Linked DNA regions of Homo sapiens: region 2 is linked to region 1. A link is a contact called in ENCODE Hi-C data. All regions are on one chromosome and are shown on one strand. The core of a region is the stretch at or near the end of the contact, and the rest is flanking DNA. Distances in the headings are between cores, read along the strand shown. Region 1 holds the start of CDR2L (cerebellar degeneration related protein 2 like). Region 2 has its middle 8.2 kb from the start of RENO1.

Evidence for each region. Hi-C counts contacts between places; a loop is a spot of excess contacts on that map. Pooled maps may share reads with other maps.
Region 2: a loop to region 1 is called in a pooled map of psoas muscle, with 29 times the contacts of the local background. The contact joins two enhancer-like sites. A Hi-C loop is called at or near these places in 2 of 50 pooled maps.

Annotation. Positions count from the first base shown.
Region 1 is chr17:74,987,380-74,993,065 of GRCh38, forward strand. CDR2L (cerebellar degeneration related protein 2 like) reads left to right here and starts at 253. Exons shown (of 5, transcript NM_014603.3): 1 at 253-743. The coding sequence starts at 665. RefSeq lists an enhancer at 91-592 and silencers at 159-238, 259-348. Within about 2 kb of position 4,437, at least 11 of the 41 ENCODE cell types and tissues checked have a DNase peak (open chromatin) inside an H3K27ac peak, as active enhancers do.
Region 2 is chr17:81,351,692-81,356,630 of GRCh38, forward strand. No RefSeq gene overlaps it. Among named protein-coding and RNA genes, the nearest start is that of RENO1, 8.2 kb to the left of the region's middle. Within about 2 kb of position 3,325, at least 2 of the 41 ENCODE cell types and tissues checked have a DNase peak (open chromatin) inside an H3K27ac peak, as active enhancers do.

The DNA.
Region 1 (5,686 bases), core at 3,187-5,686:
ATTCTTGCTTCCAGGAGATCTAGGAGAGACGACAACTTCTAAAATAGCATAATTTTAGACATGAGACATAAACTGAATAGGTCGTAGGGGGAAGTAGGACGAAAGGGTTGATCAAGCAATTCCCAGACCAAGACACCAGGAGGGTCCCGCCCTCGGCCCCGCCTCCAGCTTTGCATACATCTCCTGATTGGTCGGCGGCGGCAGGCCCCACCCCGCGGAGCCGAGCTCCGCAAGCTGCAGGCGGGCTCCGCCAAGATGCAGCGGCGGCTCCGGTTGTCGCCGGGCGGGCCAGGAGCAGCGCGGACCCGAGCCGGGCAGGGGGCGCCCGCCACGGCACCCGCGCGCTCCTAGCGCCCCAGACCCGCCTGCGGGCCCGGATCCTCCTTGCCACTGTCCCACCCGCCGTCCCTGCCACTCCACCCTTTGTGTCGCCGCAGCCCGGTGCCCCCGGCTCTGCGGGACCCCGGCCGGGCCGGACCCTGGCAAAGCGCCAGGCCCCGCGTGGGCTCCCGGCGAGCGGTTGATGGCGAGGGGGCGCGGCGCGGGCTCTGTAGCCCGAGTTCCCGACGCTGGAGGCCCGGCCCGCCTCAGCCGCATTGTCCCGGGCCGCGCGCACCGGCCCTGAGCTGCGCCGCCGCAGCACCCGCCCGCCGCCCGCGGGGCCATGCGGAGAGCCGCCGGGATGGAGGACTTCTCCGCGGAGGAAGAGGAGTCCTGGTACGACCAGCAGGACCTGGAGCAGGGTGAGCGCGGGGGCGACCGGGACAGGAAGGCGGGGAGCGCCCGGTGACCCCTGTCCGCTTCTCCATTGTTGGGCGCTATCACCCCGGGAGGGGCTGGGCTGGACCGGGCGCGCCCGACTCGGAGGAGGGACGCGTCTGGAGAACCGGGACGTGGAGAGAGGGGGCGCTGCCGGAGAAGACGCGGACCGGACGGGCGGAGACCTGCAAAAGTGGGGGGCGGGGGGCGGTCTTCCTATTTTCCCAGACGACCGGGCATCCGTCATCCAGCTCGCCCACCCCGTCCTGGAGGCAGCAACTGCTCGGCCGCCCCTGGTATTGTTACGGGGCCTGAGCGCTAGCTAGGAGTCTTCTGAGGCCGGGAGGCGGCTCCTTCGTCATGTTTTGCTGGGAGGGTGGCTTGTGTGTAGAGGGAAGTTATCTCACGCCAAATCCAGCAGCACCCGTCCCTGACAGGAATTATGAGCTCTAAGACTCCTAGAAAGTTTCCCTAACTCGCTTCCTACTCAGGGAGAAGTGGTACCGCGTCTTTGCTGGTGAAGAAGCAGAAAGTCAAGTCTCCCATCTGCCTTCGAGAGTCAGGAGTCGCTTAGCCCTCCCCTGCCCGGTCCCCTTGCAAATGGCTCATGGTTTGGAGGGGGTCAGGTTCGGGAATCCCGGCCAGTGTGCCAGGCGAGAGACCGAATAAAGAGGGATACATCTCCGCTGCCCCCAGTTGCCATCTGAGGACAGAAAGGGCGACTGGAAGGGGGTTAGAAGCTGGTGATGAGGTGGCCGAAATGACATCACTGGGAGTGGGGGGTGGGGCTGTTGGGACAGAAAGGAAGAGGAGGCCTGCTGGAGTGGAGTCAGTTCTATCCTCTCCTCCCCTAAGATGCCTCCTTCTTGGATGGTGAGAGCTGGAAGGGGCGAGGAAACATGTCCAGGGAGAAGTGACCTTCCCATGGCCTCCAGCAAGCTGGGGGGTGTGGACATAAGTCTGCTGCAGTTTGTGCCATTGTGGCCTGCTGTGGTGTGCCCACACCCTGGTCTCCATCCACAAGGCTCCAGAGGGCTGGCTTTGCCCTGATGTGCAGCAGCTATCCGGATTCTGAAGCCCCTGACCTACTTCCCCACATGGCCAAGACTGGCTGGCAGATGAGGCTCTGTCCTTGTGCTGAGGACAAGGGTTAATCATAGCCTCAGGGGGACCAGGGTGGGACTGGGGATGCTGGACTAGGCCCTGCCATGGTCTGTGCCCTGGACTCTGGCCTCAGCCTCCTTGGCTGAAATGAGATACAGCTCCTCTCAAACACACACACACACACACACACACACACACACACACATCCACACATTGTGACAACCCCCTCTCCCATCCTGGGCAGTAAATTTTTCCATGAACACCTATTAGGCTCCCCTTAAGTACCAGACACCATCCTGGGAGCTAGGAATAGTCACAGCCCTGACCCTGAAGGTATACCCTGGCAGGTGAAGGAGGCAGGCTTGTAACTAAGTGTAGGTGGCACAGTATTTTTTTCTTTTTTCTTTTTATTTATTTATTTATTTATTTTCAGACAGAGTCTCCCTCTGTCACCCAGGTTGGAGTGTAATGGTGCGATCTCAGCTCACTGCAACCTCCATCTCCCGGGTTCAAGTGATTCTCCTGCCTCAGCCTCCTGAGTAGCTGGGACCACACCTGGCTAATTTTTGTATTTTTAGTAGAGACAGGGTTTCACCATGTTGGCCAGGCTGCTCTCAAACTCCTGACCTCAGATGATCCACCCGCCTTGGCCTCCCGAAGTGCTGGGATTACAGGCGTGAGCCACCACGCCCGGCTGGTGGCACAGTATTATGGGCAGTGGGGAGGGCTTCCTGGAAGAGCCAGGCTTAGAAAGAAAGATCAGAAACTGAGTTCTTGAGAAGATGGTTTTCAGGGAGGCCGATGCCAATATTGTTGCTGTCTCACTTAATTCCTGCACCCCTAATGAAGGCTTTGGCACTGTTCCTGGCCCAGAAATGGGAAAGGAGCCAGGGCATAGAGGTGGGAGATGCGCAGAGATGTGCAGCTTCTTGAGAGAGAGAAGGATCTGAGACTCCAGCTGCGCTGGGTGGCCGTGCTCTGGGCTGCCGGGAGGGATGGGCCCGGCAGGCCTCTGCTTCTCTGGCCCTGCTGGTCTGCAGCTGTTGGCCTGGCCTGGCAGCTCCAATGGTAGCCAAAGGCCAGGAACCAGGAGGGAAAGCAGAAATGAGACAGAATAAACTGGAGCTTCCTGCCAAAAGCTGGATGTCTGCTTACTGTGGGCCAGGTACTGTGCTGAGCCTGAGGACATAATCTCTGCCCTCAGAGGACTCCACGTTACATTAGAGAAGACAGAAATAGGACCAAACTCACAATGGCGTCAGAGTGAGGGGTTCTGCAGCTGTAGGCCCAGCAACGGGGACAGCAGAGACTTAGAAAGGTTTATGCCAAGGCCCTTTTGAGCTGGAGGCTCCCCAGGAGAGGGAGGGAAGAAGGCATTCCAGGGGGAAGCGATGCTTGTACCAAGTCATGGAGCGACATGAGAAGGCTGGAAAATAGGGAGGGAGGGGCTGAAGGAAGCATCAGACACGGGTTCTGTGGGGCATTCCCGTGGGCCCTGCCCGCCCTGTGCCCCAGGGGCCAGGCATGGAGAGCTGGATGGTGGGACGGAGCACGGGCCAAAGGCCAGCCATATTGGGTGTCAAAGGCCTGTTGCATCTCCCAACCCACAAATTCTCTTCCACCCAGCTGCTCCCTGGTTGCCTGTGAGTGGCCCAGAAATGGTTTTCTCAGCCAGCCACCTGGTCTTCCCTCCTGTCTGTTTCCTCCTGCCCAAAGGGCAGGCCCTGATTCCACTTTCCAGAAGCTTGACTGTAGAGATCCTGTTTGGCTTTGATGCTCTGTCCTGGTGGAAAGCAGCCGTGGGACAAGTGAGGTCCTAGATTCTCGCTGTGTTCCCTCTGCCCACTGCCACGAGCATTTATAAAAATAGAAAAAGCCAGCTGGGCACAGCAGCTCACACCTGTAATCCCAGCACTTTGGGAGGCCAAGGCGGGCGGATCACCTGAGGTCGGGAGTTCGAGACTAGCCTGACCAACATGGAGAAACCCCGTCTCTACTAAAAATACAAAATTAGCCAGGCGTGGTGGCACATGCCTGTAATCCCAGCTACTCAGGAGGCTGAGCCAGGAGAATCTCTTGAACCCAGGAGGCAGAGGTTGCAGTGAGCTGAGATAGCTAGCGCCATTGCACTCCAGCCTGGGCAACAAGAGCAAACTCTGTCTTTAAAAAAAAAAAAAAAAAAAGCCTAGAAAGAGCCGGGCACGGTGGCTCACGCCTGTAATCCCAGCACTTTGGGAGGCCGAGGCGGATGGATCACAACATCAGGAGATCGAAACCATCCTGGCTAACACAGTGAAACCCCGTCTCTACTAAAAATACAAAAAATTAGCCGGGCGCGGTGGCGGGCGCCTGTAGTCCCAGCTACTCGGGAGGCTGATGCAGGAGAATGGTGTGAACCCGGGAGGCAGAGCTTGCAGTGAGCCAAGATCGCGCCACTGCACTCCAGCCTGGGCGACAGAGTGAGACTCTGTCTCAAAAAAAGAAAAAAAGAAAGAAAAAGCCATTAATTATTAAGCACTGGCACTCCCTCTTTCGGCCCACATTCCTCCCCTACCTTGGACCAGGCGTGGCAGGCCCTGTGCGTTCCTCTTTCCAGGCTGAGAGGCAGCTGCTGAGTCACAGATTTGAAGTCCTTGGTACCCGTGCTGTCCCCGCCTGCCTAGCTGACCTTGAGTCCTCAGCCTCAGGAGAGCTCTGACCTGGCAACGGGAGGGAGGTCCTGCCTCCACCCTGGTTACCCCAAAGGTGACCTGACCCTGATTCTGTGGACCCAGAGTGGCTGACAGTCGTGCCCTGGAGCTGAGAACAGGACCTCACAGCCCTGCCAGGTGGTACTTGTGTCCACAGCCTGGAGCCCACACCCCTACCTTTGTCCTCCCTGAAAATGTCCCCTCTCCCTTTGCTGAGTCTCTGCTCTGGAATCTGTGGTGCCCGAGCCAGTGAGGGACAGTGGGATTTCTAAGTTTCTTTTCAAAGACAGGCCCTGGGTTCCCCAGACATTCCTCCTCAGGCCTCTGGGGCATTGCTTCATGTAAAACCACTAAAACCTCCTGAAGGAGACCCCAGAAAACCCTGGGGTCCAGGCAGGGGAGGTGCCAACCCAGACTTAATGTTGTTTTTTTTTTTTCTTTTGACCTGCACAGTTCAAACCCATAGCCCAGACTTAGTACCTTCCCTCAGCTTGGTCCGGTGTGTCCCATTCATCCAGCTGTGACAGGTTGTTACTCCACTTTCACTTCCTGTCTAGCCAGCTCCCCCATTCTCCCGTTCCCAGGCCTCTCTCCTCTGAGCCTGGAGCCATCACCCACCCTCTGGTAGCTGGTGTCTTCTCCCTAGTACTTGGCTCCACTCAGTTCCCTGCTCTGCAACTTCTAGACTATTCCCTGATCCCTCCTGGCAGCTTTGACCAGCTTAGCTTGCGCTGTGATCCAGTTTCCCTAAAATGATCTGAGACCTGCCTCTCTGCCCCCAAACAGCTTCTATTGTGTTTCTCTTTCTACCTGTCCCTGAATCACTAGGTGGCCCAAGTCGATTCACTGCCTTCAAAGGGCAACCTTTGATGTCTCTGGTTTATAGGGTGGTATACCACCCTGGCCTGCCAGCATTAGAAATCTACACACAGCCCAGACACTAACCTGGAAGTGGGGGGTATGATGTTGCACTGCACTTGGCCTTTCTTCACTCACCTCTGATGCAGTGGCTTTGCACTCTAGTTAAGCTGCAGGGGCTCCATGAAGGCCACTTACTTGGAGCATGTCCTCCGACACCCACGGCAGGAGGTAGAATCAGTAGCAATGGCCTCTTTGCAGACCATGTAACAGTT
Region 2 (4,939 bases), core at 2,075-4,574, 6.4 Mb after region 1:
TTTACAATCCCTGAGCTAGACACAAAGGTTCTCCACGTCCCCACCCGATTAGCTAGATACAGAGTGTCTACACAAAGGTTCTCCAAGGCCCCACCAGAGTAGCTAGATACAGAGTGTCGATTGGTGCATTCACAAACCCTGAGCTAGACACAGGGTGCTGATTGGTGTGTTTACAAAACTTGGACTAGATACAGAGTGCCGATTGGTGTATTTACAATCCCTTAGCTAGACATAAAGTTCTTCAAGTTCCCACTAGACTCAGGAGCCTAGCTGGCTTCACCCAGTGGATCTCGCACTGGGGCTGCAGGTGGAGCTGCCTGCCAATCCCGCGCCGTGCGCCCACGCTCCTCAGCCCCTGGGTGGTCGATGGGACTGGGCGCCGTGGAGCAGGGGGTGGCGCTCGTCGGGGAGGCTCGGGCTGCACAGGAGCCCACGGGTGGGGGGCGCGGGGCGGGGACGGGAGGCTCAGGCATGGCAGGCTGTAGGTCCCAGCTCTGCCCCACGGGAAGGCAGCTAAGGCCTGGCGAGAAATCCAGCGCAGCGCCGGTGCGCCGGCACTGTTGGGGGACCCAGCACACCCTCCGCAGCCGCTGGCCCGGGTGCTAAGCCCCTCATTGCCCGGGGCTGGCAGGGCCGGCCGGCTGCTCCGAGTGCGGAGCCCGCCAAGCCCACGCGGAACTCCAGCTGGCCCGCAAGCGACGCACGCAGCCCCAGTTCCCTCTCGCGCCTCTCCCTCCACACCTCCCCGCAAGCTGAGGGAGCCGGCTCCGGCCTTGGCCAGCCCAGAAAGGGGCTCCCACAGTGCAGCGGCGGGCTGAAGGGCTCCTCAAGTGCCGCCAGTGGGAGCCCAGGCAGAGGAGGCGCCGACAGCGAGCGAGGGCTGTGAGGACTGCCACACGCTGTCACCTCTCAATCGCAGCACTTTGGGAGGCCGAGGCGGGTGGATCACGAGGTCAGGAGATCGAGGCCATCCTGGCTAACACGGTAAAACCCTATCTCTACTAAAAATACAAAAAATTAGCCGGGCGTGGTGGCGGGCGCCTGTAGTCCCAGCTACTTGGGAGGCCGAGGCAGGAGAATGGCGTGAACCCAGGAGGCGGAGCTTGCAGTGAGCCGAGATCGCGTCACTGTACTCCAGCCTGGGTGACAGAGCAAGACTCCGTCTCAAAAATAAATAAATAAATAAATAAAAAATTGGGCTCGTTTGGTTTTGTGGAGTGTTTTGAGACAGGGAGTACAGCAGCAGGGTCACTGTAGTACAGCACAGGAGTCACTGCAGCCTCCACCTCCCAGGGTCACGCAATCCTCCCACCTCAGCCTCCCAAGTAGCTGGGACCAGAGGGTTTGAGCCACTACACCCAGCTAATTTTTCATGTTTGCTTTGTAGAGATGAGGTCTTGCTATGTTTTCCAGGCTGGTCTGAAACTCCTGGCCTCAAGTGATCCTCCCTCCTTGACCTCCCAAAGTGCTGGGATTACAGACATGAGCCACCTCACCCCGCCCCACTTTCTTTTTTTTTCTAATCAGCCCCAACTCATTATTTATTTTCACTGGTCTCTAACCAAAATTTGACATTTCCTTCAGTGATGAATGTATGACATAACTAAAATAACTAAAATGACTCAAATCATGCTGCGATTGTTGCAGATATCTTTTTTTGGAAACGGAGTCTTGCCCTGTCGCCTAGGCTGGAGTGCAGTGGCGCCATCTCGGCTCACTGCAACCTCTGCCTCCCGGGTTTAAGCGATTCTCCTGTCTCAGCCTCCCAAGGAGCTGGGACTATAGGCGCACGCCACCACGTCTGGCTTATTTTTGTATTTTTAGTAGAGACGGGATTTCACCATGTTGGCCAGGATGGTCTTGATCTCCTGACCTCATGGTCGGCCCACCTCGGCCTCCCAGAGTGCTGGGGTTACAGACGTGAGCCACCACGCCCAGCCAGCCAGGCTGGTCTTAAACTCCTGATCTCAAGTAATCCACCTGCCTCGGCCTCCAAAGTGCTGGAATTATAGGCGTCAGCCACTGCAGCTGGCCACAGATATCTCAAAATACTGTTTCTGTTCATCACAAACACATGTATTGCATGTACCAGAACTTTTGTGATGCATTAATATGTATAATTAATATGCATTAATGTGTACAAGTATAAAAAATATATGCAGGGGCAGGGTGTGGTAGCTCATGCTGTAATCCCAGTGCTTTGGGAGGCTGCGGAAATAAGATTGCTTGAGTCCAGGAATTCAAGACCAGCGTGGGCAACATGGGGAGCCCCTGTGTCTCTACAAAAAATTTAAAAATTAGCTAGGCATGGTGGTGCGTGCCTGTAGTCCCAGATACTTAGGCGGCTGAGGCAGGAGGATTGCTTGAGGCCAGGAGTTCCAGGCTGCAGTGAGCCATGATTGTGCCACTGCACTCCAGCCTGGGCAACAGAGCAAGACCTTGTCTCAAAAAAGAAATTAAGAAAGAAAGCAAGACAAGAAAAAAAAAAATATATATATATATATATATGCAAACTCATATACATTTATTATTGTATTGCAGTGTAATTGGTTCTCTTTATAATCCTATATACTTTATTTTAAAAAACACTTTTCAGAAGGGGTCCTTAGACTTCATCAGTGCCAAGTGGGGCCCGGGTCAATCACGGTGACCATGGTCACAGCCAGGATGGGTGGATGTGGGGCAAGAGTTGCACGCTGGACACAAGGGCCGTGTGCCCCAGGGCTGCTGAAGGAGATGCTCTCCCCTTCCTCTGGATCCCCCGGGTGTAAGTGGGACGCCTGCCTCTGCCGCAGCGCCTGTCAGCTGACTTGCTCCTGTCCTGAGTCAGAGCTGAGAGGTGGAAGGACTCAGGACCAGGAGGCGCTGGGGCCTCTGAGTGCTGCCCCTGCACCTGCCCACCTCAGTCTTGTGAAACGTTCTGCTTCTTGATCATGGAGGCCCGTTTGAGGCAGAGGCTCTGTGACCTGCACACACCTCCCAGTAGAAGATACTGCAGAAACACTGAAACTGGAAAGAGGGAAAAAGTCACCCCACACAAAGGTCCTGTTTTTTGACCTAGGTGTAGGCTGCACGGGTGTGTTCATTATGTGAGCATTCACAGGGCAGTATATTGAAAATAGGCGTACTTTGATATATGTTTATTATCCTTCAATAAAAACAGACAAATGCTAGCAAAAAAAGAGCAGCTATCGTAATATTAATAAAAGACCCAAAGAAATAAAGACCAAAAACATGGGATGGGTAGAAACCTATATGATTTCCGCTACAACCCTCACAGAGATACGCCAGCTGGATGGGCTGCTTCTGTAACCGACCAGCTGCAAATGACAGAAAACTTCCCAGCGCACGGGTTTGTCTCACGCAGTGCAATGGAAGGGGGTAGTAGTCCAAGGTGAATGCAGCCACTGGTGACATCATCTCAGATAAGGGTTCTGTCTCTTGGTGGCTTTCGGCTTCTGTCCTCGTGGTTACAGGATGGTTGCCGCCCCCCTAGTTATGATATCCTGTTCCAGAAGAAGAAGGAAGAGCTGAGGCAACAGGCCATCCCCACAAAGCTTCTCTCTTTCTGCCTACATCTCCTTGGCCAGAACCAGGTTATGTGGACACCCCTATCTGTGAGGGAGACCAGGAATCTGGGCATTTCCCTTGAGTAGAGAAGAGGAAGGCAAAGAGAAGGGTGGGAGTAGGTGACAAGCCTCTTTCTACAGAGTCGGCCACACCAATTGTGAACTACTGTGGACCAACCAACATATCTTCAAAACAGAGCAAAAAATTATAGAAGTACACTATTAATAAATCCACATTTGGTCTCAGACATTGAGACACCAAGCGGACCCAAAGCAATTAGGGATATAATAGATTTGAAAAGCACAAATAGGCCGGGCGCGGTGGCTCACGCCTGTAATCCCAGCACTTTAGGAGGCCAAGGCGGGCGGATCATGAGGTCAGGAGATGGACACCATCCTGGCTAACAGGGTGAAACCCCGTCTCTACTAAAAAATACAAAAAAAAAAAAATTAGCTAGGCATGGTGGCAGGCGCCTGTAGTCCCAGCTACTCGGGAGGCTGAGGCAGGAGAATGGCGTGAACCCAGGAGGCAGAGCTTGCAGTGAGCCAAGATTGTCCCACTGCACTCCAGCCTGGGCTGCAGAGAGAGACTCCATCTCAAAAAAAAAAAAAAAGAGAAAAAAAGAAAAGAAAAAAAAGAAAAACAAATAACAAACTTGATCCAACAGATCTATATAATGGAACTTTATAATCAGTGAACAGAGACTATATTATTTTCACACATAAATCAGTCCCCAGAATTGATCATTTATTGGACCACAAAAGAAATCTCAGGTCGGGTGTGGTGGCTCACACCTGTAATTCCAGCACTTTGGGAGGCCACGGCTGATGGATCACCTGAGGTCAAGAGTTCGAGACCAGCCTGACCAACGTGGAGAAACCCCGTCTCTACTGAAAAGAAATACAAAATTAGCCAGGCTTGGTGGTGCATGCCTGTAATCCTAGCTACTCGGGAGGCTGAAGCAGAAGAATCGCTTGAATCCGGGAGGCGGAGGTTGCCGTGAGCCGAGATCGCGCCATTGCACTCCAGCCTGGGCAGCAAGAGTGAAACTCTGTCTCAAAAAAAAAAAAACAGATAAATCTCAATAGGTTACAAGCAGAAACCATACCGTTCACATTCTTTGACTATAATGAGATCACTTGGAAATTAAGAGTAAGAGCCAGGTGCAGTGGCTCACGCCTGTAATCTCTCCCAACACTTTGGGAGGGCGGGAGGACTGCTTGAGGCCAGGAGTTCAAGACCAGCCTGGTCGGCCGGGCGCGGTGGCTCACGCCTGTAATCCCAGCAATTTCGGAGGCAGAGGTGGGTGGATCACAAGGTCAGGAGATCGAGACCATCTTGGCTAACATGGTGAAACCCCATCTCTACT